2 separate regions of the Homo sapiens genome follow, and region 1 is linked to region 2. Evidence: read pairs that join two places in POLR2A ChIA-PET (ENCODE). Cell type or tissue: PC-9. All regions are shown on one strand. Each heading gives the region's core, and the rest is flanking DNA. Links, peaks and the distances in the headings are about the cores only. Region 1 holds the start of BYSL (bystin like). Region 2 overlaps C6orf132 (chromosome 6 open reading frame 132).

Region 1 (15,018 bases), core at 5,206-13,205, 170 kb before region 2:
GCCGGGCGCGGTGGCTCACGCCTGTAATCCCAGCACTTTGGGAGGCCGAGGCGGGTGGATCATGAGGTCAGGAGATCGAGACCATCCTGGCTAACAAGGTGAAACCCCGTCTCTACTAAAAATACAAAAAATTAGCCGGGCGCGGTGGCGGGCGCCTGTAGTCCCAGCTACTCGGGAGGCTGAGGCAGGAGAATGGCGTGAACCCGGGAAGCGGAGCTTGCAGTGAGCCGAGATTGCGCCACTGCAGTCCGCAGTCCGGCCTGGGCGACAGAGCGAGACTCCGTCTCAAAAAAAAAAAAAAAATACAAAAAAATTAGCCAGGCATGGTGGTGGGCGCCTGTAGTCCCAGCTACTCGGGAGGCTGAGGCAGGAGAATGGCATGAACCCGGGAGGCGGAGCTTGCAGTGAGCCGAGATCACGCCACTGCACTCCAGCCTGGGCAACAGAGTGAGACTCTGCCTCAAAAAAAAAAAAAAAAAAAAAAAAGAGGAAACTTAAGTACAGCACAAAGAGGTTAAATAACTTGCACTAGGTCACACAGTTAATGGGTGGTACACTCAAGACTCAAAGCCCAGCAACCTGGCTTGATGTCCATGCTCTTAACCACTAACTAGACTGCCTGTATAAGGATGTAGTGCCTGTTAAAACATTAAGGAAAATCGATTAAAAAATTAATAAACAATAGTACAAGCAGTACTTAGCTATATAGAAATCAAGAAAACAGTCATAGATGACATTGCTTTATGATCAACTAAATGAATCTATTAAGGTAGAGTCCTTCTGTTGCTAAAAATTGTCACTACTCTATCAGAAAAAAACACTGATAAACGATGTTGCTAATGTGCCTTATTTTGAAATACAAAAGAATCCCTAAACTGACGCTACAAGTGACAGAAGTCCTAGGATTCTGAAAACGTTGATAAGGGGGCCAACAGAGAGCCCTTTCCCTGGAGCTGCCTTCTCCATTTAAAGAGCAGGGGTGGCTGGGCACGGTGGCTCATGTCTATAATGCCAATACTTTGGGAGACCAAAGCAGGAGGCTCGCTTGAGTTCAGGAATTCAAGACCTGCATGTACAAAACAGCAAGACCCCATTTCTATTTCTTTAAAAAAAAGAAAGAGCAAGGGTTCCAGGGTTCTACGCTGCATCCTTTCCATTTCCATTCCTCACATATCTTGCTTCCATTAAGGAACACAGGAGGATCGTGTCAATCGTAGGAAGCAAGAGTGCAATCACTGAGAAACCTGCAAGAACCTGGGCTACCAGGAGGAAAAGTATTTCCCCTACACATGCTTTTGTATGAGAAGCCTATATCCACTGGCTTCAAATATCCTGGCCTCCGGATTTCTCCCACGGGAAAAATGCTCACATCTACTGAGATAAGAAAAAAATGTTCTGGGACCTGGCACCTTACAACTAACGCCTCCACGAGCACTGGACCCATACCTTTCCCTGCCACCTCATCTTCTTTCAACTGAGACTTAAAACATATGAAAGATAAAAACTCCATTGAAACTAGACCAACCATGGAATTAAACATAGTGGGAAACGGGTCCTAAAGAGATAAAGTGCCTGGAACCATGATCTCCTTATTATCAATACCCTTTTTTCCTCTAGACCCAAGATCTTAAAATGAGCAAATTAGAAACAGACACAAGCGGGTCTAACTGTATTTGATGGCTGAGGGAAGAGCAGGCGAAAATCTTAAAAAATACTATCTCCTGATTGCTTATGGCCCACTCCCTCCAACCCTGTCTGCAGGTGGGTCATAGTCCAAAGACCCTATTTCCAACCCTGAGGTCCCACTGCAGGCAGTACTATGGCCTCACGGGAAGGAAGATGTATCCAGAAGAGAATGAGGTATACAACCATTGATAGGTTCCTGGGATAAAAAGTTTGCTTTGTCGACACCAGCGTGGCCAATATGGTGAAACCCCATTTCTACTAAAAATACAAAAAGTAACCGGGCGTGGTGGCGGGCGCCTGTAGTCCCAGCTACTCGGGACTACAGGAGAATCGCTTGAACCCAAGAGGCGGAGTGTTGCAGTGAGCCAAGATCGCTCCACTGCACTCCAGTCTGGCGACAGAGCGAGACCCCGTCTTAAAAAAAACAAAACAAAACAAAAAAAAAACCTTTGCTTTCCCGCCTTCCAAGAGGAAGGGGCGCATCTCTGAGGAAACAAGCCCGGGGAACCCGCAGCCCGGACGGCATCCTCTCATCTACACAACCCGAGGACATCTCCCTCAGCTCCCAGAGGACGGCGGACCATGGTCAAGGTCCTCTTTCCGGCCTTTCACAACTCCAAGCCCCGCCCCACAAAACCCCCTGCAGTCCTACCAAGTCACTCCCATGGCGTCGGGCCAGGAAGGTGGCAGAATCACACAGTAGAAACGCAGGGTTCCCTGTCCGCCCACAGAAACTCCTTCAGTTCCCCAACACAACCTTCTGTCTCAGAAGGGACTCCGGAAATACGTAAAAACAGAGCGCCGGGTCCACGCCTTCCCCAAGGAATGGGGCGTGTCTCGGCACCCCTCGGTGACGCCTCCACTGACATCATCTGCGGATTCCCGCCCCGAGGTTTCTAAATCCAGACATTCCCGTTTGGCTGAGCACTCTAGGCCTACATCCATGAAGCTAGGAGAGCGACACTCAAAGACTGCACTATTGAGAGAAGCTAACGTTAAAGGCAGTGAATATATTCGGGAGTCCAGCTCCGGAACCCGGGAGCTCTTTTAGTGGGAGGGGCGGCGCTGATGGCGCTTCTGGCCTCCGAATGCTAGGGGGCGCTGTGATCGCCGGGCGGCCTCTTGGGCGCTGGGAGTCCACCGCGCAAGCGCATCCTGGCCTTTCTTCAGTCCCCACGTGCGATCCTTCCCGGCAACTTTTTCGAGAAAAATGCCCAAATTCAAGGCGGCCCGTGGGGTGGGGGGTCAGGAAAAACATGCGCCCCTGGCCGATCAGATCCTGGCTGGGAATGCGGTGCGGGCGGGGGTCCGGGAGAAGCGGCGGGGTCGCGGGACAGGAGAAGCGGAGGAAGAGTATGTGGGGCCCCGGCTGAGCCGACGGATTTTGCAGCAAGCACGGCAGCAACAGGAGGAACTCGAGGCCGAGCATGGGACTGGGGACAAGCCCGCGGCGCCGCGGGAACGCACCACGCGGCTGGGTGAGTGTCTGGGATGAGGTCCGAGGAAGACAGTGGCCAGTAGTGGGGCGGGGTGGGCAGCTAAAAAGTGTCTGGCAGGGGAATTGCTTCGAGTCAACAAAGGGGTCCGTATTACACTTGCAAAGGAGACTGAACCCTGTCTAGAGCCCTCCGCGTCCACTCCTAGTTTTAGGCACTCCCTTCTAGACACCCCCGAAGTTAGGCCAACAGTAATCGATCGCGCCACTAAGTGCTCCTAGCATGTATCCATTGGTTTTGTAAATATTTATGGGATACCCACTACGAGCTTTGCGCTATGCTCGGAATTCTATCGAATGTTTGGGTACAGAAGTAAACAACACAGGCACGTCTAACTTAAGGACCTTACAGTCAAGCCCAGCAGAGAGGCAATTAAGTAGACTCTTAGAATAATATATTTCCATGATAAAGTATCGTTTCCCTGGTAACAATAGCATTGGTCTTGAGAAGCTTCTCCGATTGCAGCAGGACCTTTAAGCTGAGAACTGAAAAACGAATGGGAAGTGTTATGAGCAGAAAACACATTGTTTAGCAGCCAAAGAGCGAGAGAGATGAATTGAAAGACGTCTGATGTTTTCTCACTAGGGAGGGAGTGTTGACCTCTGAGGTGCTTCATCCGTTTCTCAGATCTCATCTAAAGCAATATTTGACACAATTGAATAGTGGCCTTCTGGCCACAGTATCCTTACTTGGGTTCTAAGACATCAACACTCCTGTTTTACTGCCACCTCACTTCTCAGTATCCTTGGCTGACTCTTATTGCAACCTCTTCTCCTCAGTCCTCTGACCTCTTCAAATATTCTCTGGTGCTGGCAAGTTTCATGGTTTAAATACCATCCTTGAGTGACTACTCCTAACTTTATAGTCTAGCCCTGATCTCTTCCATGAAATCCAGATTCTTATATTCAACTGCCTATTTGGCATCTCCAATTTGAAATCTAACAGACAGCTCAAATTTAACATGTACAAAACAGAAATCCTGACCTTCCCTCCAAACCTGCTTCTCTCACCATTGCCTTCCCTGTCTCAGTTAGTAGCATATTCTTTCATTTGCTCGAGATAAACTTTAGACTCCTCTCTCTCCCTGCCCCCACCATCTCCTCTCTCTGTCTCTCCCTCCCCACATCTGATCTGTAAGGAAATTCTGATGACTTTGCCTTCAAAGTGTATCCAAAATGAGACCACTTTTCACCGCTTTGGAACACCATCCTGTCGTAGCCACCACAGTCTCTCACCTGGATTATCACAGTAGCCTCCTCGTTAGTATCTCATATTCTCCGTTTTTTCTTTTTTTCTTTTTTTTTTGAGACAGAGTCTCTCTCTCTCTCTGTCACCCAGGATAGAGTGCGGTGGCACAATCATAGCTAACTGCAGCCTCAATCTCCTGGGCTCCAGTCGTCTTTCCACCTCAGCCTCCCACGTAGCTGGGACCACAGGTGTGTGCCACCATGTCCAACTAATTCTTTTTTTTTTTTTTTGAGCCTGTCGCCCAGGCTGTAGTGCAGTGGCGCAATCTTGGCTCACTGCAACCTCTGCCACCTAGGTCCAAGCAATTCTTCTGCCTCAGCCTTCTGAGTAGCTGAGATTACAGGCGTGAGCCATCACATCCAGTTAATTTTTGTATTTTCAGTAGAGATGGGGTTTCACCATGTTGGCCAGACTGGTCTTGAACTCCTGACTTCAGGTCATCGTCCACCTCTGCCTCCCAAAATGCTGGGATTACAGGCGTGAGCCACCGCACCTGGCCGCTAATTATTTAATTATTTGTAGAGATGAGGTCTCACAGTGGTGCCCAGTTTGGTCTCAAACTCCTGGGCTCAAACGACCCTCCCTGCCTTGGCCTCCCAAAGTGCTGGGATTACAGGTGTGAGCTACTGCACCCTGCCGTGTCTCATACTCTCTACAAAGTACTCACAGGTGGGGGATTACAATGGTCTACAATGCACTATATGATCTGCCTCCTTTGCCAGTCTGACCTCTTCTACTGCTTTCCTCTTTGCCCATTCCACTCCACCTATTTAGGCTTCATTGTGCCTTAAACGTGGGAAATTAGGGGGTTTGGCCTGGTTGTTCCTTCTCTCTGGGATAGTTTGTTCTCATACACTTGTAGGGTTACTTTCTCAGAGAGGCCTATCCACTCCATTTAAGATTGCAGCACTCTACTCCATCTCCATACTCCCAGCATTTCTGCCCTATCTTTTTTTCATAGTACTTATCTTTTTTTTTTTTTTGAGACAGAGTCTCGCTCCGTCACCCAGGCTGAGTGCAATACCACGATCTCGGCTCACTGCAACCTCCACCTCCCGGGTTCAAGCGATTCTCCTGCCTCAGCCTCCCAAGTAGCTGGGATTACAGGCGCCCGCCACCACACCCAGCTAATTTTTTTTTTTTTTGTATTTTTAGTAGAGTTGGGGATTTCGCTATGTTGGCCAGCCTGGTCTCAAACTCCTGACCTCAGGTGATCCACCCGCCTCGGCCTCCCGAAGTGCTGGGATTACAGGCATGAGCCACTGCACCCAGCCCATAGTACTTATCTTTTAACCCAATATATTTATATGTTTATTTATGTCTGTCTCTTCCATTTAGACAGGATTGGGTGCGTTCAGGGTGGTATGGTCGTAGACTATCTCCTCCAATTAGAATGTAAGCTGTATAGAACAAAGTCTTTTGGTTTCGGTTGTTCGTGGATATATTGCCAGCACCCCGAACAGTGCCTCACATATAGTAGGTGCTTGGTGTTTGCTGAATGACTGGGTTAATCGGTAATGAATGATGGTCAGGTAGGTGGGAGCCAAGCCTACAAAAGATTTTAAAACCATCCTAACAGCAGTGGGAAGAATGGGAAGCTACTGGAGAATTTTAAGGACAGGGCTGATCAAATCAAATATGTGTTTCTGGAAGGTGACCGTCTGCAGAGTGGAAAATGAGTTGGAGGGAAGCAAGGTCAGAAACATAGAGACCAGTGGGCGACTGTTGAATAAATCCAGGCAAGAGATGATGCTGATCTAGGCTTAGATGGGGCTGTGAAGCATGTGAGAGACAGTCTATGAGGTAAAATTGAATATGATTTAGTAATTGATTGGGTGTTGAGGGTGAGGGCAGGGGATGAGGCAAGAGTACCTCCCAGGCTTAGCATTGGGTGGACGATGGTGCCGTTTACTGAGCTGTGGATGGTTAGCAGTGTAGACCTAGGAGGGAAAGAAAATTAGTTTAGTTGATAACGGGTGAGATTTGAGGTGCCTGTGAGTCATCCAAGAGCAGCTTACAGGAGACACCTGGAGTTAGGGTCTGGCACTAAGGAGAACCACCTACAAAGTACAAATTTGGGGGACCGTTGGAACGTGGAGACAAAATGTCTGTTCCCCCTTATTTAGTGTTTATCACACACTGCCTTTGTTGTTAATGACCTATTGATACGTAGCATTATAGCTCCCCACTTGGATTATTAGACCCCTTTCCAGATGCCCAGACATGTAGCCTTCCAAAAACAGAAGTTATTTAAATGGACTAACTTCATTTTTTTTTTTTTTTTTAAGACGGAGTCTCGCTCTGTCGCCCAGGCTGGAGTGCAGTGGCACGATCTTGGCTCACTGCAAGCTCCGCCTCCCGGGTTCACACCATTCTCCTGCCTCAGCCTCCCGAGTAGCTGGGACTACAGGCGCCCGCCACCACACCCGGCTAATTTTTTGTATTTTTAGTAGAGACGGGGTTTCACCGTGTTAGCCAGGATGGTCTCGGTCTCCTGACCTCGTGATCCGCCCGCCTTGGCCTCTCTAAGTGCTGGGATTACAGGCGTGAGCCACCGCGCCCGGCCTATTTATTTTTATTTATTTATTTATTTATTTTTTTGAGACAGAGTTTTGCTGTTGTTGCCCAGGCTGGAGTGCAGTGGCGCGATCTCGGCTCACCTCACCTCAACCTCCACCTCCCGGGTTCAAGCGATTCTCATGCCTCAGCCTTCCCAAGTAGCTGGGATTATAGGCATGCGCCACCAAGCCCGGCTAATTTTGTATTTTTAGTAGAGACGGGGCTTCTCCCTGTTAGTCAGGCTGGTCTCGAACTCCCAATCTCATGATCCACCCGCCTTGGTCTCCCAAAATGGTGGGATTACAGGCGTGAGCCACCACGCCCAGCCAACTTCATGTATTTAAATGGACTGGTGGATTGAAATCTGAACTCTACTGCCTGAATTTAAAGGCCCTCCAGTCTGGCTTCACCTTTCCCACGTACCTAGCATTATTTCTTGCTATTGCCTAGGAGACTCTTATATCCAAGCCTTATTTTCTCTGCGTCTGGAACACACTCCTTCTGCTCCCAAACTGCCCATCCAGCTCCTAACTGTCCTCACCACTCATCCTTTAAGTGCATATGTTGTCTCTACTACTCATTGTGGCATATAATCAAACCCGAATATGTGTAGAATAGTGGTGAAGAATGCAGTCTAGACCCAGACTACCTGTCTTGGGCAAATTACCCAACTTCTCAGTGCTTCAATGTCCTCATTTGAAACTGGGTATAGTAATAGTATCCACTTCTTGGGTTTATTCTTATTTATTTATTTATTTGCCATTGTTCCATAAGAAGGTTTATTTTATTTTTTTTAATTTTATATATATTTTTTGAGACGGAGTCTCGCTTTGTCACCAGGCTGGAGTGCAGTGGCGTGACCTTGGCTCACTGCAACCTCCACCTCCTGGGTTCAAGTGATTCTCCTGCCTCAGCCTTCCAAATAGCTGGGACTACAGGCGCCCACCACCACGCCCAGCTAATTTTTGTATTTTTAGTAGAGATGGGGTTTCACCATGTTGACCAGGGTGGTTTCGATCTCTTGACCTCGTGATCTGCCCGCCTCGGCCTCCCAAAGTGCTGGGATTACAGGCGTGAGCCACCGTGCCCGGCCACTTCTTGGGTTTATAAGGATTAAACAGTTAACATGGGTATAGTGTTTAGAAGTTCCTTCTACAGGCCGGGAACAGTGGCTCACGCCCTGTAATCCCAGCATTTTGGGAGGCCAAGGCGGGCGGATCACGAGGTCAAGAGATCGAGACCATTCTGGTCAACATGGTGAAACCCCAACTCTACTAAAAATACAAAAAATTAGCCGGGCTGGTGGCTTATGCCTGTAGTCCCAGCTGCTTGGGAGGCTGAGGCAGGAGAATGGCATGAACCCGGGAGGCGGAGCTTGCAGTGAGCTGAGATCCAGCCACTGCACTCCAGTGTGGGTGACAGAGCAAGACTCCATTTCAAAAAAAAAAAAAAAAGTTCCTTCTACATAACTGAGTATGGTATGTTAACTATTATTTATGGCCATTGCTTTTCTTATTGTTTCCTGTATATACATTTTGTTTCTCAAGCATGATTGCAAGCCCCTGGGGACAGGGAGCTAATGCATTTGTTTCACTGCACATACCTGCGTCTATCACAACCACATGTGAGGCCTGTACTACATAATGGCTAAAGTTAAACTGACGAAATCCCTCAGCTACCTTTTGCTGTGCTCATCCATTTAGTCTCCCCTCTTCTAGGTCCAAGAATGCCTCAGGATGGATCAGATGACGAGGACGAGGAGTGGCCCACCCTGGAGAAGGCTGCCACAATGACAGCAGCGGGCCATCATGCAGAGGTGGTTGTGGACCCTGAGGATGAGCGTGCCATAGAGATGTTCATGAACAAGAACCCTCCTGCCAGGTAGGCCTGGGGATTTGGGATAATGAGTCCTTGTAGAAAGTTCCCACAGGAAAACAAGTTCCCTGGCAGACTTATGATTCCCTACCTTTGGAAAGGGCCCTGGAGTTGCTAGCTGTAGGGGACCACCTTGACAAAACTGGCCCATCCTCAAAGGACCACTGTGAGTAGGAATGACCCAGCCTCAAAAAACATTGTGTCCTTATGTCCATTTGTTGTACAACTGCCCAGTTGCCAGGGAAACAGTTCCAGGCCCCTTTTACACCTCTGGGGAGAGCCATCCTATTGCATTTGGTTTTGGTATTCTTAGTTTTTTTAGCGGTAAGCTCAACTTCCTTGGACAAGTCTTCATATCCTAAGCTTCATTTAAGCCAAGGTTTTTCAACCTCAGCATTATTGACATTTTGGGCTGGGTAATTTTGTGTGTGTGTGGAGGCTGTCCTGTGCAGTGTAGGAGGTTTAGTAGATATCTCTGATCTCTACTTCTAGACTCCAGTAGCAACCTTCCCCCAGTTGTGAAAACCAAAAATGACATCAGACATTGCCAAATGTCCTCTGGGAGGCAAGACTGCCCCTAGTCAGGACCACTAATTTATTCCCATCTATAATAAATGCTAGCTCCAAAACATGCAGGCATTTAGACTGCCTGTGGTCAAACTCCTGAGCCCATAAATTTTGGCCCTTGGGAGTGGAGTCTAGGATAAGGGTCCTCAACCAGTTCATTCTGACCCTGTGATATTAACATAATGGTGTCCCTGATACTTTAGGCTGTTTTGGGCTAATGCATCTCATTGCTAATCATACTATAAAAGGACAGGGAGGCTGATAAATTCTGTGGCAGCTTATTTGAAAATGCAGAATGAAGAAATGAAAATGAGCCCCTCTCCCAGATTGATGCCTAACAGTTGAAATATATGTCATAAAGTATGTACTTGGGCTTGTCCCCCCAGAGAGCCTCTCAGGTTCTCACTCAGCACCTCATAACTCCTACTTCACTGATAATGCTGACCAATTTAGCAGAATGCTTTTCCAGCTTGTAGTAAATAGAGTAGACAAGCTCCTTGAAGTAATCAGAACTCCTGGCAGTCGTAAGAAATGATAGCTGGCATCTTCAGAAAGCAAGCCTAGATCCACATGAATTCAACAATCAGAGGCCATTTAGTTTGGGGGCACATTATAAGGTACTATAAAGCACCTTAACTCAAGACTTCCAAAAACCTGAGTTTGACTCTTACCCCCACCTGACAGCTGTGAGGCCTTGGGTGAGTTATTAACCTGAGGCCCAGTTCCCATGTCTGCATAAGTTTCCGTGTCCTATAAGTGTTGCGCTGACTCTAGGACTGAAAAGTCCCAAACTCAGTGCCTGGCATTGAGTAGGACCTCAGAAAAGAGGAGCAGTTTGTTTTTTGTTTTGTTTTGTGACAGGATCTCACTCTGTCACCCACGCTGGAGGGCAGTGGCATGATCTCAGCTCACTGCAACCTCAGCCTCTCGAGTAGCTGGGATTACAGGCACGTACCACCACGCCTGGCTAATTTTTGTTTTATTAGTAGAGACAGGGTTTCACCATGTTGGCCAGGCTGGTCTCAAACTCCTGACCTCACGTGATCCACCTCCCTCAGCCTCCCAAAGTACTGGGATTACAAGCGTGAGCCACTGCGCCCAACTGAGAAGCAGCTTTAAATACATTTCAGTCTGGGCATGGTGGCCCAGACCTGTAATCTTAGCACTTTGGGACGCCAAGGCAGGAGCCCAGGAGTGTGAGACCAGCCTGGGCAACATGGGGAGACCCCATCTCTACAGAAGAATAAAAAACTAGCTGGGCCTTGTACTATGTTCCTGTGGTCCCAGCTACTCGAGAGACTGAGGCGGGAAGATCGCTTGAGCCAGAGAGATAGAGGCTGCAGTGAGCCATGATGGTGCCACTGCATGCCAACCTGGGCAACAGAGGTAGACTCTCTCTCAAAAAAAATAAATAAATACACTTCAGCAGCCTCTGAAGATGCTAGTATTATATGACAGCTCAAGGCGATGGTAATTCTGAATCATTAAGATAAGATTATGTTTGATACACCCAACAATACTGTTTAAGGAGGCTGAAAAGAATATAATCAGTCTTAGAAATATTTCCATAGATAACGCTTACTGTGTACTGACCATTCCAAGTAATGAACAGACATTAACTTATTTAATCCTTCCATTAATCTTTTAAGGTGGGTACCGTTATTATCCCTATTTTACAAATGAGGAAACAGAGGCATAGAGAGGTAAAGTAACATGCCCAAGATCATACCAGGGAGTGGGTGAGCCAGGATTTGAACCTGGGCAGACTGACTTCAGAGTTGAGGTTCATAATAACCTCCGTACAACTGCTAGCTTTGTCCTAAATGGAATGACTTTCAGTTCCTTTGCACCCTGCAGTGATTCTGTCTGTGGTGGATGAATGGGCACAGAGAGAGAACTCTAAGCTGCATATCCCAGCAGGATCGCAGTATGGCGGTGCTCACAGGGGACTGTGGGGAGTCTGGAGCTTCCTGGACAGTGACCACAGTGCTCCTTGCCCCCTCTCTCCCCTCCTCTTGGCACTTCCCCTCTTAGGCGCACCCTGGCTGACATCATCATGGAGAAGCTGACTGAGAAGCAGACAGAGGTTGAGACAGTCATGTCAGAGGTGTCGGGCTTCCCTATGCCCCAGCTGGACCCCCGGGTCCTAGAAGTGTACAGGGGGGTCCGGGAGGTAAGAGCTGAGAGGGGAGCCATGGTGGAAGACCCCTTTGGGGGCTGTGGGCTCCTGCCACAGGCTTTTTTGCCTTTTGCCTGCATCACATACTAAAGAAGTCATGGGAGTAGAAAACAGACCTAAGAGGCAGAGTGTGTGGGTTCAGATTCCTGCTCTGCCTGTAAATGACTTGGCATCCTTGGGTCGGTTACTGGAACTCTCACTGGTCATCTGTAAAATGAGCATAATAATGGCACCTCCTTATAGGTTATTGTGGGGATGCAATGAGTTAATATATTAAAAGCACCCAGACAAGTTCCTAGCCCACAGCAAGCTTGCCATATGTGGATGACGATGATTGTTTTACCTCCCTCATCCCTAGGTATTATCTAAGTACCGCAGTGGAAAACTGCCCAAGGCATTTAAGATCATCCCTGCACTCTCCAACTGGGAGCAAATCCTCTACGTCACAGAGCCGGAGGCCTGGACTGCAGCTGCCATGTACCAGGCCACCAGGTAGAGTAGCTGGGGGTTCGGGGGCCTTGGGTTTATAGGTGCAGGCTGAGTTTGGGACGGACAGGCTTTCCTTGCCTCTGGCCCCAGGGCATTTGAGCTTTGCCCCAGGGCCCTCTCTGTGCTACTTTATAGCATCATTTTTCTAGCTTTTCCTGTGTCATTTTTTGGGGCCAAGACCCAGTTAGCCAGTTAGGAACCCTCCGTGATGAATTTCTAGGGGAGAGGCTTTTATAGCTACTGGGATACAACCCTCTGTGATGAATTTCTAGGGGAGAGGCTTTTATAGCCACTGGGATACAACCCTGTAGCAGGACCCTCAGAAGTCTGTGACTGCCCAGGCATGCTCAGGGCTACTCAACTGATGCTGAGTAGCCATCAGTTTGCACGAGCTCTGGCTCTCCCACAGACAAACGGTGCTCCTCATTTGGGTATATCTCATTGCCCCTCCTATTCTCTCTCTAAGCTGATGGGTGTTGCATGCACACAGCTCCCACACATCCCCCACTGAAAGAAAGGTCCCATATTTTACTTTAAAACCTCTTGTATGCACTATCCATGGTGATATTTAATGGGCCGGGTCCAGACTGTCGTGTGAGTTGGAAACTTCCCCCGCTTAACTCCCACTAGGATTTTTGCCTCTAACCTGAAGGAACGCATGGCCCAGCGCTTCTACAACCTTGTCCTGCTCCCTCGAGTACGAGATGACGTTGCTGAATACAAACGACTCAACTTCCATCTCTACATGGCTCTCAAGAAGGCCCTTTTCAAACCTGGAGCCTGGTTCAAAGGTGGGATCCCAGAGGCACGGAAGAAAGGGAAGGGCTGGAGCTTCTATGGGGAACACAGCAGGCCTGGTGTGGGAAATTGCTAGCTGTCCCTGGGCTGGGTGGGAATGCTTCCTGCTGTAACTCCTTTTTCTCATCCTGGGCTCACAGTGGCTGCCCTTTGACTCTCCCTAGGGATCCTGATTCCACTGTGCGAGTCTGGCACTTGTACCCTCCGGGAAGCCATCATTGTGGGTAGCATCATCACCAAGTGCTCCATCCCTGTGTTGCACTCCAGGTAGTATTGCTGGGGGTGGAAGGGGGCTGGTCAGTGGATATCCAGATAGTGGAATTGCCAGGACTTGGGAATGGGCAGAGTGGAGAAGGAGCTAAGGAAAGCCTTGGGTTTGTGCTTGTTTAAGCCAATGAGTAGGTGTATCATTATCCCCCTCAATGTAAGTTGTGCAACAACAGGGCCCGAGTGCCTGGCATAAAGTAAGTTCTCAGTAAATAGATAAACAAATGAGTAGGAAACACAGGAAGAAAGTAGTTAGGGTGGAGACGTTGAGATGTTTGGACCATACTCTAGTTGGTTACTGAAACAAGCAGTCTATGCTAGAGATAGAGATTTGGGTGGATCCCTGTAGAGATGGTGACTGAGGTCAAGGGAGTATAATATGATTGTGTAGGTGAGAAGGTCCCTGGGGAATACCATAGTGTAAGGGCCAGCAGAGGGGAAGAAAAAAAGGGGAAAGCATAGAGGGAGAAGTAGGATCCTTCTTCCAATGTTTTCCCTGCTTACTCTACCCCACCTCCCTTTCCCACTAGTGCGGCCATGCTGAAAATTGCTGAGATGGAATACAGCGGTGCCAACAGCATCTTCCTGCGACTGCTGCTGGATAAGAAGTATGCACTGCCTTACCGGGTGCTGGATGCCCTAGTCTTCCACTTCCTGGGGTTCCGGACAGAGAAGCGTGAACTGCCTGTGCTGTGGCACCAGTGCCTCCTGACTTTGGTCCAGCGCTACAAGGCCGACTTGGCCACAGACCAGAAAGAGGCCCTCTTAGAACTGCTCCGGCTGCAGCCCCATCCACAGCTATCGCCCGAAATCAGGCGTGAGCTTCAGAGTGCAGTCCCCCGCGATGTGGAAGATGTTCCCATCACCGTGGAGTGAGGAAAACAGTCAGCTGTCCTGGCCAAAGGGGTTTGGAAGGACACCAAGACCCCCGTTGGTGACTGAAGATGACACTGAGCTTTAATGGCTGAAGACCCAGATCAGGGCAGTGACAGATCACAGGGACATCTGTGGCTCCCAGTCCAGGACAGGAAGGACTGAGGGTCTGGCTGGTTCCCTCTTCCATTCTAGGCCCTTATCCCTGTTTAGTTCTGAGAGCCAACTTGAGATACCATATGCTAGCATTCCCAGTCCCCAGCTGGGGCTTGGTGTGAGTACTTTTTCTATGGCTATTGTGTCAGGTCACTGTGGATAAAGGCAAAGACAGATATTTATTGAACCTCTGTGTTTGGTGTAGTCAATGGAGGTAGGCATTACTCCTGTTAGTATTTGGAGGACGGAGGACATTCTTGTCCTGTTTATATAGGACCCACCTCCCTTGATCTCCAAGCTTGTTTCTCCAGGCTGCACTCACCTTGTTAGCCCCCAGGGGACACATCCTCTGCCTTCCCCCATCACAGGCTACAGCAGCCAGGAGCAGGTTGTCCAAAGATGGTCGTGTCTCAGCAGTGGATGAAAGGACTACAAGAGAAAACTCCTTGGGGAAAGCAGAGATAAGAGTCAAGAAAGGCCAGAGAGGCTGGGCTTGGTGGCTCACGCCTGTAATCCCAGCACTTTGGGAGGCTGAGGTAGGTGGATTACCTGAGTTCAGGAGTTCGAGACCAGCCTGGCCAACATGGTGAAACCCCTTCTCTACTAAAAATACAAAAATTAGCTGGGTGTGGTGGCGTGTGCTTGTAATCCCAGCTACTTGGGAGGCTGAGGCAGGAGAATCGCTTCAACCTGGGAGGTGGAGGTTGCGGTGATCCAGGATTGGGGCCACTACACTCCAGCCTGGGCCACGGAGCAAGACTGTCTCAAAAAAAAAAAAAAAAGGCCAGAGAATAAGGCTGGGCCCAAGAATGGTTAGATCAGAGC
Region 2 (16,996 bases), core at 4,597-12,596:
TAAGATTTATTAGAGAAACTTGTGGGCAGAAAAACAGCAAAGTGACTGGGTTCTCTGAACCCTCCTTATCTCATAGAGGTGGAATTGGCCAGACTGAGCTGGAAGCACCAAGATAAGCGCTTAGGGAGGAGGATCCCCCACAACCCCCTGCCCATTCTAGGTTATTTAATTTTTTTTCTTTTTTTTTTAGAGACAGTATCTCGCTCTGTCACCCAGGCTGGAGTGCAGTGGTGTGATCTCGGCTGACTGCAACCTCCACCTCCCGAGTTCAAACGATTCTCCTGCCTCAGCCTCCCCAGTAGCTGGGATTACAGGCGTGCACAACCACAGCTGGCTAATTTTTGTATTTTTAGTAGAGACAGGGTTTTGCCATGTTGGTGAGGCCGGTCTCCAATTCCTGGCCTCAAGTGATTCGCCTGCCTCAGCCTCCCACAGTGCTGGGATTACAGGTGTGAGCTACACAGGATTACAGATGTGCCCGGCCATCAGTGTACACGTTTACAGGGGAGTTGGGAGGAGGGTAGGAAATGCCTGGTCCACTACATTACCCTAGGAGCTTCCTGGTCGAGGAAAAGGGGTGCCTTCAGAGCTCAGCCACTGCTATTAACCAGAAGCTCTGTGTGATCTTCCCTTGAACTAACTTGGGATAATATTTGTCCTTCAAGGATCATGAAATCCTTGGAGGTTTGCCCTCCAAACCTTCTCTCCACTCCCATGCTCAAGTATCTCTCACCACCTTCACCAAAGTCCACTCCCAAGCAGTCATCACACTGGGACTCCTTCAGGGTAAAACCAGCCAGGACACCAGGCTTCCAGCTAGAGCACAGGGTTTCTCAACCTCAGTACTACCGACATTTAGCTAGATTTGTTGTGGGAGGCTGCCCTGTACATTGTAGGACATTTAGTAGCACCCTTGGCCTCTACCTGCTGAATGCCCTTACTATCCCCCTAGGATGTCAATGAAAAAATATCTCCAGATCTTCCAGATATCACCAAATATCCTCTGGGAAGCAAAATTGGCCCTGGATAAGAACCATTAAAGTCAACTAAGACACCAGGGGGCTGCATATTCAGAAACTAAAGTGAGACTGGTAGAAAACTGGGGCAACAGAGATTTTTTTTTTTTTTTGAGACGGAGTCTTGTTCTGTCCCCTAGGCTGGAGTGCAGTGTCGCGATCTCGACTCACTGCAACCTCTGTGTCCTGGGTTCAAGCGATTCTCCTGCCTCAGCCTCCTGAGTAGCTGGGATTACAGGCACCCACCACCACACGCGGCTAATTTTTTCTTTTGTATTTTTAGTAGAAATGGGGCTAGTTTCTACTCCTGACTTCAAATGATCCACCCGCCTCAACTTCCCAAAGTGCTGGGATTATAGGCATGAGCCACCGTGCCCGGCTGAGATTTATTCCCCCCTCAAATCAGAATACATCTTCACTGTTTCTTCTGTCTAATTTCCTCAAGCTAGACTATAGGAATTAAGACAGTGTTGTAACATTTCAGAGCCCCGGAGCCCAACTCCCTGCATGACAACCCTGGCTCTCTGGCTTGCTAGCTCTGTGACCTTGGACAAGTTACATAGCCTTTGATAATAAAAGTGCCTGCCTCTTGGGGTTGTTGGGAGGATAGTATGAAATAATATGCGTAAAGTGCCTAGGATCGTGCCTGGTACCTAATAAGCTGTTGCAGGACAGGCTCCCCAGGAGACTGAGGTTTGTGTGCAGCAAGTTTGCTGGGAGTGCCCTCAAGAAGCACACTGGCATGGGAGAGGGAGAAGTGAGCACAGGGAAAAGCTGGGCTGCCTGCACTTGCAATGGAGGGGCGCCCTGGTCTGCAAGGACCTTCAGAGTTGTCCCGCATTGAGGGGAGGGACTTAGTGAATGTGAGCTGCCTCTAGGGTGTGGGCGTGACCTTGGGTGAGGTGGCTCTCCCGGGAAGGACAGTTCCTGGGGAGGGACTGCCAGCTGCTGGCTGGGGGTGTGAAAGCTTCAGTCCTGGAAAGGGAGAGGGTCAGGGAGACAGTGTAGCACCCATTGTGAGTGCTTGCTGACCAGTATCATGAGGCTTGATTGAAACAGAAGCAAGCCTGAGCAACACAGCGACACCCCATCTTTTTTTTTTTTTTTTTTTTTTTTGAGATGGAGTCTCACTCTGTCGCCAGGCTGGAGTGCAGTGGCGCAATCTCGGCTTACTGAAACCTCCGCCTCCTGGGTTCAAGTGATTCTCCTGCCTCAGCCTCCCGAATAGCTGAGACTACAGGTGCGCGTGACCACGCCCAGCTAATTTTTGTATTTTCAGTAGAGATGGGGTTTCACCATGTTGGCCAGGCTGGTCTCGATCTTTTGACCTCGTAATCTGCCCACCTCAACCTCTCAAAGTGCTGGGATTACAGGCGTGAGCCACCGTGCCCGGCCTACACCCCATCTTTAAAAAAAAAAATGTTTTTAATTAGTGAGGCATGGTGGTGTGCACCTGTAGTCCCAGCTACTCAGGAGGCTGAGTGGGAGGATCACTTGAGTCCAGGAGTTCAAGGATTCAGTGAGCCATGGTCATGCCACTGCACAGCAGCCTGGGCAACACAGTAAGACCCGGTCTCTAAGATAGGTAGATAGATAGATAGATAGATAGATAGATAGATAGATAGATAGAAGCAAAAGTATCTTATTTTTATTTTTAAATATTTTTTGAGATGAGGTCTCACTATGTTGCCTAGGCCAGTCTCAAACTCCTGGGCTCAAGCAAGCCTCTCAAGTAGCTGGGGCTACAGGCATGCACCACTGTGCCTTGCTGAAAGTGTCTTTAAAACATTATGGCCACCCAAGGAATGACTGTTAGCCTAACAGTGACTCTATGACCACCTCCCAGTACTGCTTACCCCAAGCCTGCCCTCTCTACTTACTGCCCTCTCTGGAACAAAAATTTGGAGAGATGCTGTCACACCCACCCCAGCCACATTGCCCTGGGGGCAAAAGGCAGTGCAGCAGGTGCAGTTTGGCTCCCTAGCACCCTCCAGCTGTGTGGCCTTGGCAAGGTCACTTGGCCTGTGGAGGCTGTAGTTTCTTCTTTGGTAAGCTGGGAGTGGCACTATCTGCCCTAAGGGAGATGAGGTGATGACACATGACACTGCACAGCAGGGGTTCTCAAAGTGCCATCCCTGTACCATCAGGACTTGCAGCCTCATCTGGAAACTTGTTAGAAATGTGAATTCCCAGCCAGGTGTGGTGGCTCACGCTGTAACCCCAGCACTTTGGGAGGCCGAGGTGGGTGGATCACCTGAGGTCAGGAGTTCGAGACCATCCTCACCAACATGATGAAACCCCATTTCTATTAAAAATACAAAAATTAGCCAGGCATGTTGGTGGGTGCCTGTAATCCCAGCTACTCGGGAGGCTGAGGCAGGAGAATTGCTTGAACCCAGGAGACAGAGGTTGCAGTGAACCGAGATCGCACCACTGCACTCCAGCCTGGGAGACAGAGTGAGACTCCATCTCAAAAAACAACAAAAAAAGAAAGACATGTGAATTCCCCAGCCCCATCCCAAACCCACTGAATCAGGAGCTTTGGAACAAGTCCCACACACCTGTGTTTTGACAAGTGCTTCTGATGCACTTCTGAGTTTTGAGAATGACTGGTGTGCCAGACAGCACCTAGCTTTGTGCCTGGATCCTAGGAGAAGCCATGTCAACCTCAGATGGATCTCAGTCTGAACCTGAACCCCACCAGTCACACAAACTTCAGGCACTTGTGAGCAAAGTGCCACCTGTTGGCTAATGCCCACTCCACATGCACACACGGGGATGCCAGGCTAAGACTGCGGTGCTGGACACCAGGGTAAATTACACAGGTGCCTTCTGGCACTCCCCTCTCCTCTCCCTGGAGAATCCAGTTAAAGTGAATGTCAAGGGCAGCTTTAAATGGCCAAGAGAGGTCACCGAAAGACCACAACTCACTCTGTAGGAAAAATAAGCACACAAAGGGCATCCCTCATTCCTCTGCCCAGCTCATGCACGTGCTCCCACAAGGGTCACAGGCCAGCAAGAGAGGACACCCACAAGGACAACCCAACAGTGCCCCATGTGGTCCCGTGCTCTCTTGGGCCACCGGGCTCTCCTGGGTGGAAGAGCTTTGCATTCTCCTGCTCCATAGTCCAGTTATTTGTGTGTACGTCTGTCTTCCACACTCAACTGTGAGCCTCTTGCGAGGTTCCTTGGCTTGTACTGAGTGGCGCCCCCTCGCAGTGTTGAATTGCATTGGTGGAATTCTGTGCTGCCCTTAGCTATTAGAACAAATGCTGGAAAGTTGTGAACCAAAAGGCAGGAAGATGACAGATGGGGTAGCCCAGAGAGAGACAGAGAAAGTAGGAGCCTACCAAACCCTCTTGAATGGCTCAGAAAATAAACTAAGGCAACAATGAAAAGCGGCAGGAGATGCTTCTCTGCAGTGAGGAAAGCTGAAAGGAGTCAGAAGGCTCAGTCTGTAGAAGACAAGACTGAAAATATTCCATTTTCAAGAATGAGAAGGGAGTATAAGTGCGGTGGCTCTTGCCCGTAATCCCAGCACTTTGGGAGGCTGAGGCAGAAGGATTGCTTGAGCCCAAGAGTTCAAGACCAGCCTGGGCAACCTAACGAGACCGTGTCTCTACAAAAAATAAAGACAAAAATTAGGAAGAGCACGGTGGCTCACGCCTGTAATCCCAGCACTTTGGGAGGCCGAGGCGGGTGGATCACAAGGTCAGGAGTTCAAGACCAGCCTGGCCAAGATGGTGAAATCCTGTTTCTACTAAAAATACAAAAATTAGCCAGGTGTGGTGGCGGGCGCCTGTAATCCTAGCTACTCAGGAGGCTGAGGCAGAGAATTGCTTGAACATGGGGGGTGGAGGTTGCAGTGAGCCGATCTCACACCACTGCACTCCAGCCTGGGCGACAAGGCAAGACTCCATCTCAAAAAAAAAAAAAAAATTAGCCAGGCCTGGTGGTGAATGCCTGTAGTCCCAGCTACCAGGAAGGCTGAGGTGGATCACTTGAGCTCTGGAGGCTGTGACCTATGATGGCACTATTGCACTCCAGCCTGGGCGACAGAGCAAGACCCTGCCTCAGGAAAAAAAAAAAAAAGAAAGAAAGAAAGAAAAGAAAATGAGAAGCCAGTGTCCCACTTCTGAGAGTAGCATTAGGGCTAATGATCCTATGCTGAGATGGAAGAGATTCAAAACAGCAAGTCTACTGGGTCCCCACTCTGTGCTTAGACCCCTGCTAGGCCCTCAAAACCTTGTGCAGGGAGCTCACTCCTTAATAAAAACCAAACCTAGAACTGTAAGGCTTTCCTCTTGAAGGTGGGCTCTGCAGGTGGGGAGGGCTGGTGAACAGGTCGGACCTGGCTGGCTTCTGCCACCCTGGCCCCCAGAGGTGCTTTCCTTCTCAATTCTCCCGCCCACATGTAATGGAAACTTTACCCTTGGTCCACAGCTGAGATAGGCTGTGGCACCAAGTAAGTTTGCTGAAGACCAAAGGAGCTCAAAAGGGAAAAAGCAACAGAGTGCAAGTCACTTGGATTGTTGGAGCTGGCCGCCCCTGTGGCTGGCTCACTGGTGGGGTGTAGAGGGCTGCCTGAGATCCTTTGAGGACCAGGACTCCCTCACCTGGTGCCATAACATCCTAGCTCATGTCTCTACTTAGAGGATGCAGTATCTCAGCCCACCAGGCAGGAGCCACTCCAAGGCATCTGGACACCTTTATGATGAGACCTTAGAGACTCATCCCTAAAACTAAACCTTCCCTCAGCCTGATAACCTCAGCATTAGATTAAGTTCCACACTGCAACTTCCACCTCCCAGATTCAAGCAATTCTCCTGCCTCAGCCTCCTGAGTAGCTGGGATTACAGGCGTGTACCACCACGCCTGGCTAATTTTTTTGTATTTTTAGTAGAGACAGGGTTTCACCATGTTGGTCAGGCTGGTCTTGAACTCCTGACCTCGTGATCCATCCCTCTCGACCTTCCCAAAGTGCTGGGATTACAGGTGTCAGCCACCGCGCCCAGCCAAGGAACTTACACAGTGCTTGATGATATTTGATTAAGTACTAACTTGTATTCATCAATAAACTCAATATAGTGAGCACCTGCTGGTGCCAGGAGCAGCACCAGATGCTGGGGATACTGTGATGAGTGAGGCGTCCTTACGTTGTGGAGCTTACAAGTTGCTGGGAGAGAGATGTAGACCAAGTAACACTAGGTGCGGGGAGGGAGAGCAGCAGGGACCGTGGGAAGCTTTGCAGGAGCTGCTGTGGCCTAGCAGGTGAGGGATGTCTGAGCTGAAGCCTGAGGATAAAGAAGAGCCTGCCACAGAAGTGGGAGAGGTAGGTATGGAGGAGGAAGAGGTCTCCGAGCAGAGCAGGGCTGGGGAAGGCTTCCTGTAGGAGCTCCGATCCAAGCTGGACCTTGAGTGTGAGCTGGCCTAGGGGAAGCCAAGGGGGCCCAAGCAGTGAGGCGGGGATGAGTATTTGGGGGTAGTTTGGAGCCATTGGTCCGGCTACTCTGGCCACACAATTGTGTGAGAAGGAAGTAGGGGAGAATCATTCCTTTTGGAGAGGCTGGATTTGAGTGGATGGCCAGGCAACCACATGGACATGTCCAGGAGGCACTTCCAAAGTTAGAAATATGGACCCCTGGTACAGGTGAGCATGAGGGGCGACACTGTCTTCTGAGGAAGAAACTACAGAAGGAGGACTGGAGAGCCGACGACAGGGTGGACAGGGAGACAGTTGGGGGGAGGAAAGGAGCCAGTGTGCAAGATAGAGGATCGGAGCACCTTGTTCTGCACAGGCTCAGAGAACGATTCTCAAGGGGAAGGAGGGAGGAGTGGCTCATCTGTGCCAAATGTGAATGAAGTTTCCAGAGGTGCGGGAATTGGGCAGAGGAGCACAGGATTATCCATACAACGGGGAGCATTCATAATAAATTGCCTGGGTCTCTTCCTCTCTCCCAGAAGAGCACCTTTTCTCACATTGCTGGCAAAAAGCATCCCAGAGGCCCCAACAGCAGGGCTCAGACTCTGGCCATCCCTGGGGCTTCGGAGGGAGGGGGCCCAGGCTCTCTGATGGGTGCCAGTGTCCACCCTTCCCATACAGCTGACTGATGATGGGGCATGAGCATGGCCTTTGAGCTGCTGAAAGGGAAGTGGCCACAGTCTGCCTGGGTAGGCAGGTGGGGGCAGGCCTGCCTGACAGCTCAGCAGCGAGGTGGCCTCTGCCTCACCCCTCCAGGTTCCGGAGTCACCTCTGTCCTACAGCTTTGCACAGAAGGGCTCACCGGGAGTGAGGGGAAGCCTCTCTCCTTGAACAAGCCTGGCCGTGACAAAAGCTGAGCTTGACCTTTTTCACGACAGGCCCCTTTATATATTGCTGGCGCCAGGCCCCAGGCTTCCAGCTCAGCTTTTCCCGGGACCTGTCCTAGCTGTTGCTTTCGGCCAGGCTGGGCTTCACAAGAGAGGTGGGGTGGAGTTCTGGCCCAGGGAACAGTGAAACGGCTTCAGAAACCAAGGTGTGGCTAATCTGATCCAGGAACATCTGCCCCGCCCATGCCCATTAACCTTTTTTGGCACCAGGGTAGCTTTAGCCTACTCAGCCTCTTCTCCACCACTCTAATAGAGGTAAAGTTTGGGGAGTACAACCGGGAGAGGATAAGTGGGTGGGGAGAGTGGTTACAGCTATAAGGGAGGCAGCTGTGATGATTCACGCAGAAAGAACAGGGTTTCCAGTCAGAGGGGCCATTCTGAGCAACTCACGTCTCTTCCCGGGGCCTTCATTTCCTCAACAACAAAATGCAATTAGGAGTATTACACGGCTGGCACATTTTAGAGGACTGTCACAGGTAAACGAGAGAGAGAAGGAACTTTGCAAACTGTCAAGGTTAAATAAGTGTTGGTGGGTACCTTGACCACTGTCACTTAAGGAGTTTTCAACATGAAGCCTGTGGAGCCTGAATCTGGGGGATCTGTGGGGTGCCTGAAATAGTGTGTAAAATGCACTTGCGGCCTCTTGAGAAGCATGCATCAGTTTCTCAAAGAGGTCAGGGACCCAACAAAGTTTAATATCCAGACACGGCCCAAGTCCGTCCTCCTCACTTCTCCGATGAGTCAGCTGATACCCAAGGTCACACAGCTTGTCAGAGGCAGAGCCAGGATGTGGGGCCCTTGTTCTCTGCCCTCCCTCCTGGGTTAACCATTGCCCCTTCCATGTCAGATGAGGGAGAAAATGTTAGAAGGGAGCAAGTGTGGGGAGAAAAGCCAGACGAAGGGCCCAAGCCACTATCCCTGCTCGGGGTTTCCAGAATGAGGACATCATGGTAGAGGTGGGGGGACAGTGAGAGACAGGAGAATGAGGAGGCTCCAAGGATGGGAGAGGCCCTTCCTGGAAGCCCAGATTTCAGAGTAAGTGAGTCATCCTCCCTTTCCCATAAAGCCCCCACAAAAGACTCAGAGGAGGAAACACAACGCTTTCTCTAACACTGTCTTGAGATGACTTTTCTGGTTACTTTTTTGGAAAAAAAAAATTGGGGGCCGGGTGCGGTGGCTCACGCCCACCCAGCACTTTGGGAGGCCGAAGTGGGTGGATCATGAGGTCAGGAGTTCAAGAACAGCCTGGGCAACACAGTAAAACCCCATCGCTACTAAAAAATACAAAAATTAGCTGGGTGTGGTGGCGCATGCCTGTAGTCCCAGCTACTCAGGAGGCTGAGGCAGGGAATCGCTTGAACCTGGGAGGCAGAGGTTGCAGTGAGCCAAGATCATGCCACTCCACTCCAGCCTGGTGAAAGAGCAAGGTTCCGTCTAAAATAATAATAATAATAAAATAAAATATTCTAAAAGTATGACGTCAAGATGGCCTTAAAAAAAAAAGCTTTATGGAAAACTGTGACAGGCCATATACAAATGTGAGGTATTCATCACCCAAAGATGCCATTTGCTGAGCAACTACTAAGCGCTAGGCACGTGCTGGACGCTTTGCCTAAATCAGTATGTCACCACCACAAGAGGCCTTCCCTGACTACCCTGTTAAAGTAAATCCACTCCTCTCCCCACTCGCTAGTTATTCTCTCACGTTCCCTGTTTTTTCCTTCTTACTACTCCTTGTAATTTATGATGTTTTTGTGTGCTTTTTCAATCCTCTTCCACCAGACAGACTATTAGCTTGCCATGAACAGGAGTCATGTGGGTGAGCTGATGGCAGTCTATCCATACTAAGCACAGTGGCTTGTATCCAGTAGTTACCCAAATCCTTGTTAGACAAACACAGCCACGGAGCTGGAGGCCAGTCCAAACTGGCCTGTTTATCTTCCAAGTCAAGTGAGACTCAGCCTTCCCTGCCCACCCCAGAGCAATATACAGCTGAGAGTCTACGCCCCACCCCTCGAGCCTTAACATAGCAGATAAATTAATGATCTCTTTTATAAAACATTGTACAGGGAAAATACATACATAGAGAGCTAGTGCTGGGGCTGGGGTGGGATTTGCTTCTTGAACACAGATAACCAGACCCTACCCCATCAGGGTGGCTGGCCTTGGTAATCTGGGCATCCACCCACCCCTGCACTTTCTTCCCTAAAGTGGCTCACCTGCTGTCCTGACAACCAGCCTCGGCTGGTTACCACAAATAATAAAGGTCCAACATCTTCCCCCCAAAGGGAACTACTTTCTGGCTGGCCCCCACCAGCCTGCTCCTCTGAAATGGGCACTCTCCAGTCCTTCCTTCTTACTGAGGCAGCCCACCTTGACCTGGTCCCAGGAATTTGGCCCACCAGTACCTGAAGATAGGGAAGCAAGACCAAGGAATATTGTTTCCTGATATGTTTGGTGATCACAGCATCTAAACCAGGACTTTTTTGAAAAGTGGAAGGGGGTCTAATTCACTGGAAAACAAGCATAAACCTGGACTGCCCAGGCAAAGGACACGTGGTCACCCTACTGATAGGTCTCCCCTGCTCCTTTTTTTTTTTTTTTTTTTTTTTTTGAGACGAGTCTCGCTCTGTCGCCAGGCTGGAGTGCAATTGTGCAATCTCGGCTCACTGCAACCTCCACCTCCTGGGTTCGAGCGATTCTCCTGCCTCAGCGCCCCGAGTAGCTGGGACTACAGGCGCCCACCACCATGCCCAGGTCATTTTTTTATTTTTAGTAGAGACAGGGTTTCGCCATGTAGGCCAGGATGGTCTTAATCTCTTGACCTCATGATCCACCCGCCTCAGCCTCCCAAAGTGCTAGAATTACAGGTGTGAGCCACCATGCCCAGCCAGGTCTCCCCTGCTCTTAACTGGCCCAATCCTAGCACTCTTTTTTTTTTTTTTTCCGTATTTTTAGTAGAGATGGGGTTTCACCATTTGGGCAGGCTGGTCTCGAACTTCTGACCTCAAGTGATCCACCGGCCTCGGCCTCCCAAAGTGCTGGGATTACAGGTGTGAGCCACCGCGCCCAGCCAACCAATCCTACCACTCTTGACTTTCCCAAACACATTCCCCAACAGCAGCAAGCTTCTTCAGACCTCCATTCCCATCTCTGCTGCCTCCACTCTCCAAGGCTTTCTAGCATCTTAAGGCATCAAGAGTATTGGTGACTTGTAGTATCAGTGTTAGGAAAAATGCCTTCTCCAAATCCCATATGAGACCTGGCCATGTAAGGCCCCTAGTGTCAAGCCTAAGACTCATGGCTCCTTGGGCCCAGTCCCCAAAATCAGGGCTGCACAGGTCTGAATAGCAAAGCCAGGCTTAACCTTGTTTCCCATCCTAAACTTGCCAAGTGTCCTCTCTCTAGGCCTCCCTGTAGCTAAGGGCTAGGGCCAAGGAAAAATGAACCATCAATCTCCCACCTCTGCCCTTGGCCAATGCAAAGGGCTTCCATTCCACATGTGGGAGCTTCACTCCCCACCCCACACATGGTCCTTCTCCACATGTTATACATACACATTCCTGGTCCCACCTCAATGCGGCTAGGAACCCCAGGTGTCCACTCTTGCTTGGGATGGCAGGTGATGGAGGCTAAAGATCTCCCTTCGGTGCCCTGCACACCCACCAGACAGAGCTGGGCCTCAGCCCTTTGCAAGGGCCTGACAGGCAATCACAGCTATCTCGATGGGTTCCAGTTCAGTCAGTGCCCCACCCCTTGCTTTCAGAACCTGCTCAGTAGGCCGTGCTTGTAAAACTGTTTTAAATAACTCTTGCTAAAGCAGATAGTACCAGAGAGCAGAAACTCAGCGCCCAGGTCCTTAATGGTTCCTTCTCTCTACCCTCCTTCCCCTCCCACCCCCCACGTGTAAACAGTCCACAGTCACACCAGCGCTTTGGGAAACAGAAGCCCACTCTCGGTCTTCCTGGGCCACTGCTTCTCATCGTTGGTCTTTGGGGATCAAAGACTCCTCTGTGTCTGAGTCAGGTCGCCCAACACCTGCTGTGTACCTCCCACCCCCCACAAGAAACAAGTGCCCAGATCCTTAAAGACACAGTTTGTTGGAGTAGAGCTAAGAGAACCCCTGGCTCAGGAGGTGGCTTTCCGATGGGCCCCTGAGCAGACATAGGAGATGGGATGGCGGGTCCCAGGCCTCACGGTGAACGTGTTGATGGGGCTTCCATAGCGGGTGGTGGTGTAGGGAGACCTGGGGGAGAGCAAGAGATGTGAGGTGAATATCTGCAGCTGGTTAGCCAACACGTCTCTCATCTCCCCGAGGGACCGAGAGGAAAAGATGCTGCTCATACTTCTGTATTTGCCCCGACAAGCCCTGGGCTTATCGACCCCAGGGAGGGACCGCAGACATCACAAACAGGGCTCCCATTCTGGTCTGGGCCCTGCTGGCCGGAGAACATGCCTAACAGCCTTTCACTCAGAACTCTTTCACTCCTGGCCTGTGTCGGGATCCAACTCTGTGTTGGGAAATCCCTCCACCCAAGGGCCACTCAGATCTCTCCCCGCCCCACACTTAGCCTGACCTCTGGGATCTAGCGGGCAGGAGAGAGACAGACGAGAGGAGCTGGTGGGGAAAGAGAAGGGAGGTCAGGAGGGAGGTCAGGAAGGCGCCAACAGCGCCCTCTCCCGGTAAGTGGGCCTCCCTCCCGCGTTCTACCTGCAAGGCCGAAGGGAGAAAACCAAATGTTTTCTCTTGACGGATGGCCGGGACTCCTTGGCCCTCGCCTGGCTTTCCACCCCTCCTGGCTTCCCGCACCAGCCGGGCCCGCAGCTCACCTGCCGGCAGCTGGGGCGAAGCCGTAGTCGGCGCTGCCGGGCGCTTTGTGCTTGGCCTCCGCGGCGCCCCGGGCGGCGCCCTCCAGGGACAGCCTCGGCGCGTGCAGGCCTCCGGGGGGCGCGCGACCCGCCGAGTTCACGCGCCGCATCTCGGGGCCTCCGGGCTGCGGCCCGAAGCAGTTGGGAGAGCTCAGGCTGCGGCCGGTGCCACCGTGGGGTAGCCCTGGGCCTCGGTGCGGCTCCCCGACGTACAGGCGCTTCTTTATGAGCGAGCGGCCCCCTCCCGAGAAGCGCTCCAGGCCCCCAGCCCCGGCGTAGCGCGCGCCCGCGGGAAAGCGCGAGAAGCCGAGAGCCGGGGGCGCCCCGGGGCCAGCGTTCGGGAGCTGCCTCAAGTCTGAGTAGTTGTTCCGGGGAGGGGAGCTCTGGCGGCCCAGATACTGGAGGGCCGGGGCCGGGGGCTCAGGGTCATTGCTGAACTCTGGCGGCGGTGGGATGACCTCGAAGTTGAACTCCTCCTCCTCCTCCTCCCTCTTGTTCGAAGGAGAAGGTGGGGAGGAGAAGGACTTGGGCAGCGGGTGGCCCTGGGGGAGGTTGGAGGGAGCTACTCTTTCCCAGGCCACAGGGGCCTGGGGCTCTGGCTTTGTCCAGTTGTGCCTGCGGCTCAGCTCTGTGCCCTCTGCGTCTCTTCCCAGCCGCGGCCCCCACTTATTGGGTATTTCGGTCGTCAGCGGGGAGTCCTTCTCAGCCTCCTTGGGTAACTTGGGCACCACAGTGAAGGAGTTGGGCGTGCCCTGGCTGTGGAAGATGCTGTCAGAGCTGGCCTCGGCTTGGTGGCTGTGGTCACGGAGACTTCCTGGCAGAGAGGACCGACCCAGGGCAGCCCCTACAGACCTTCCCTTCTGAGCCCTCTGCCTGGCCGCCAGGAGCAGGGCCATCGGCGAGCCCCGCTCCACCACCTCCCCAGTCACCGGGTGCCTGAGGAGTTCATCAGTGGGCTGGGCCGAGGCAGGAGGCTTGGCTGGCAGCCCTGGGGGCTCCTTCACCTCCACGGGCTCCCCTGGCCCTGCAGCCCCTCCTCTGGCCAGGGTGGGCATCACCACAGCAACCTCACGGCTGAGGCTGCTCTGGTGGCAGTGGGGCTTGTAGAGACATGGCACCTCTCCTCCACCAGGAGATGTCTTTGGTGGGAAGGCTGCAGATGAGCGGGCTCCCTGTGTGGGCAGCCTAGTGGCCTCTGAGGGGGACCCCTCTCCCCTTGCCTGGGAGGGAGTGGAAACTTCTTGAGATGCTGGCTTCTCTGGCTGGCCAGCTGGGCCTGAGTCCTTCTCTGCCATCAGTTGGGATGTGGTGGTGGGCAGAGTTGTGGCTGTAGATGCTATGGCAGGGCCAGATGTGGCCTTGAGTGGTGTGGTTGGCCCAGATGTGGCCTTGAGTGGTGTGGCTGGCCCAAGTGTGGCCTTGGGTGGTGTGGCTGGCCAAAGTGTAGCCTTGGGTGGTATGGCTGGCTCAGGTGTGGCCTTGGGTGGTATGGCTGGTCCCAACATAGCCTTGGGCTGGAGTGATGTAGTTGGCAGCAGGGTGGTGGATTGAGGTGGCAGATTCTTGGCCACAGGCTTGGAGAGTTTGTCATCATCAGCCCCGTTTTCACAAATTCTTCCCCCTTCTAGCCGAGGCTTAGGGGGCAGAGATCCTATGCTGGGCTTAGCCTCCTTCTCTGCTGCTGAGGAGAGCCGGGCCTCCAGCTCATTCCGGATCTGCCGCACACTGGGAGTTGGAGAGTCTTGGGGAATGTAGTCCACAGAGGGCAGGGTCAGGCTGGGGGCAGCCTCTGTCTCTGTCAGGCTGCTGCCGCCAAGACTCTTTTCAGGAACACCTGGGGGAGTGTCCTTTGCTGGCAGGCTCAGGAGAGTCTCCTTCTCAGGCAGGCGGGGGCCCTTCTTGCCCTCCTTGCTCTGAGGGGCCACTGTTGGGCCTGGCCTGTGACTGAGGAATCGGTCCTCTCTCCTGGAGCCACAGAGATAGGCTGCCAGCTCGTTCCGCAGCTTTTCCATCTGGCTGGGGTCCCTCCAGTCCACAGGTGCTGAAGACGCTGTGTTCTCTGGGCTGGGGGGGTTGGGTTTGGGTTTGAGAGCAGGAGAGCTGGATTTAGGGGTTTTTGTAAACCCAGCAGGTGGATGGGCTGCCTTCTGAGCACAGGGCAAAGGAGGTGCAGCTGGGGGAAGTGGGGGTGCTGGGGGAGGGAGGGGGGGTGCAGGAGGGGGCAGGGGAGGGGCTGGAGGCGGAGTCCCAGCTCGTTCATCTGCTTGGGACTGGGACTGGCCAAGCCTTGGGCTGGCTGGTGCTGTGGCCTTGAGCTCCCCAGGGCAGTCTGGCTCGGGGGCCCTGTCTGGGTAGACCTGGGAGGCGGGGCGGATGTGGAAGCTGGGAGGCAGTGGGAGTCGGCTGGGAGCCTTCTTGGTGGCCCCCTCTTCCTTTCGGGGAGCCTCTTGTGCTTCCTGAACTGGGATGGACGAAGTCCTGACTGGGGTTGGGGGAGGCACTTTGAAAGAACGGGGGAAGGTGAGATGGGGCTCTGGGTTAGGTCCCAGGGCGCTCCCCTTTGGCTCAGCAGGGCTTCTCGGGGGGCTGGCTCTGGTGGCCTCTGCCTGCCTGCCATTCAGTGCTACATCTGATTTCCACTTGGTGACACCCCCAGGGGGAAAGAGACGAGTCCCCACTGTGTGAGGAGATGCTGGAGCTGGGGGTGCTGGGGCTGGCACAGGAGGCGGTGGGGGGGCTAGAAAGGCCAAGGGTGGGGCAGGGGGAATGAAGTCAGGAGGGGTGGGTATGGATGGGGAGGAAAGAGTGTGTGGTGGGGATAGGGCCTCCAATACTGGGGGTGGAGGTGGGGCCATGCTGGGCGGGGGTGGGGGTTCCAGCAGCAGGGGAGGTGGTGGGGGTGCTGTGGAAGGTGGAGATGGCAGTGGCGACCCCCCTGGAGGTTCTGAAATGTCCTGAGGGGGCCCTGGGGCTGGGCCTGGGGGAGGTGGGGGGATGAGTAGATCCTGGCCATATTGTCCAGGCCTCAGGTCACCCACAGAGCTGTACAGTCGGAGGTTGCCATTGACTAGTGAGCTGGTACCTGAAAGAAGGAGAGGCAAAGATGGGGGGCAGGAACAAGGCAGACTAGCCCTGCCAATTTCTGTTTACCCAGGGCAGGGGCAGGGGTGGGCACCCAAGAGAATGACTGGATCATTTTCTCCTGAACACCAAGAGAGGGAGCAGCCCTGTGTCCAGTCTCCTGAGCTGTCCTGGGGGTGTCCCCCCTTCTTTCTAGGGAGCGTCTCCTGCCTGTCCCTGGCACAGCCTTTGAAGCCTGTATGGAATTACCTCCATTTGCCTCCCCAGAGTCACCCTCTAACCTGTGCCGGGACTCCCTTGCCCCCTGAGATGGGGGGTGGGGACAAGAGGGCCAGGGCACTGATTCCTCTGGCTGCCTCCTGGCTGCGTCACAGGTTGGCAGCAGCTGTCTTTCCTGCCCCGCAGACACAGGTCCTGTCGGGGTGTCCCTCTCCCACTATGTTCAGTCCCTGGGTGTCACTGTCCCCAGGAGACAAGAGTCGCCTAACCAAGCTCACACTCTGGTATACTGTCCCTTTACTCAACTCTCTTCAGTTATCCCCTTTGAGTGCGCCATCTGTTTCTTGCTGGGACCTTGACCTTGGCCAAGCCAGAAAGTCCAGGGTTCAAATCCCAGCTCTACCACTTATTAGATGAGTGACCTTGAACACACTAATTAACCTTGCTGAGCCTCAGTTTCCTCATCTGTCAAAGGGGCATGATGTCAGTGCTCGCTTCTTACAGCTGTTGTGAGGATTAAATGAGAGAATCCATGCAAATACACAGAAAGGGCTTGTCATGGTGCCAGGCCTCCAGTAGGCATTTAATAAAATGGAACCACTTTGATTCCTACCATCTGTGCTTAACTTTTCAGACTGTGTGAGACAGGGAAGGTGGGAAAGAGATAGGAAGTCATGGGGCAGGGGCGAGAGACCTCCTCAGTGAGGAAGGCTGGGTGAGAGACCCGCAGGAGGGAGCAATTTGCACAAACTACTCCTGCTTTCTAAAGACCCTGAAACTATTAAGAACCCAGCTGTCCACTTCATAGAGAATGGAGGCAGATTCTGGACTGCAGAATAGAACAGGGGTGTGCAGAAGGAAGGTGGCCTGGACAATCTGGGTGCTAAAGAGATGCTGAGAGCCCCTGGCCCCAGCAGCGCACATCCCTCTCTTGTCCTCGGACCAGGTCCCCAGCCCCTCTCCCAGAGTCTACTTCCTTCTTAGGGGCACCCATCCTTTGCTCCCCTCCTCTCAGTCCCTAACAGTGTGGCGAACCTGGGGAGTGTGCGGCTCTGAAGGGCTCCTCCCAGCTGCCTGACTTCAAACTGAAGAAACCAAGAGTGGGGAAGGGGAAAACTAACATTCACTGAGCACCCAACTGTCAGGCAGGACTTAGGAGCTGGGGTACAGCAGCAAAAAAACCAACAAAACAAAAAACAGACAAACACTGGTCCTCCTAGGGAGCTTACGCTTGAACGGGACAATGAACATAATGTGTGAGTACATTATTATCACATTAGAGGATGAGTGCGATGGGAAAAAACACCAGCAGGGGAGGGGTGCAGCAGGTGCAATTTAAATAGGGCAGTCCGGCCGGGTGCGGTGGCTCACACCTGTAATCCGAGCACTTTAGGAGGCTGAGGCAGGTGGATCACGAGGTCAAGAGATAGAGACCATCCTGG

What was found. Peaks named below come from ENCODE experiments on the same cell type or tissue, not always from the same donor. Only the 100,000 strongest peaks of a DNase experiment are listed, where the experiment ranks them.
Region 1: POLR2A ChIA-PET joins it to region 2 with 10 read pairs; 4 of 35 experiments call an interaction of 5 or more read pairs at or near these places.

Annotation. Positions count from the first base shown.
Region 1 is chr6:41,918,667-41,933,684 of GRCh38, forward strand. It overlaps BYSL (bystin like), which reads left to right and starts at 2,833. Exons shown (of 7, transcript NM_004053.4): 1 at 2,833-3,164; 2 at 8,708-8,870; 3 at 11,466-11,604; 4 at 11,969-12,102; 5 at 12,730-12,890; 6 at 13,062-13,164; 7 at 13,695-14,380. The coding sequence starts at 2,897. The coding sequence ends at 14,040. MED20 (mediator complex subunit 20) reads right to left here and starts at 2,473. Exons shown (of 4, transcript NM_004275.5): 1 at 2,339-2,473. The coding sequence starts at 2,352. RefSeq lists enhancers at 2,438-2,537, 6,594-7,094. In PC-9, for the core only: no CTCF peak of the experiment used is centred there; no DNase peak of the experiment used is centred there.
Region 2 is chr6:42,092,248-42,109,243 of GRCh38, forward strand. C6orf132 (chromosome 6 open reading frame 132) reads right to left here. Exons shown (of 5, transcript NM_001164446.3): 4 at 12,216-15,336; 5 at 8,872-11,631. The coding sequence ends at 11,514. Among named protein-coding and RNA genes, the nearest start is that of C6orf132, 42 kb to the right of the region's middle. RefSeq lists silencers at 7,968-8,189, 12,097-12,146, 12,307-12,406, 12,427-12,576. In PC-9, for the core only: no CTCF peak of the experiment used is centred there; a DNase peak (open chromatin) is centred at 7,624; H3K4me3 peaks cover 830 bases; H3K27ac peaks cover 4,754 bases.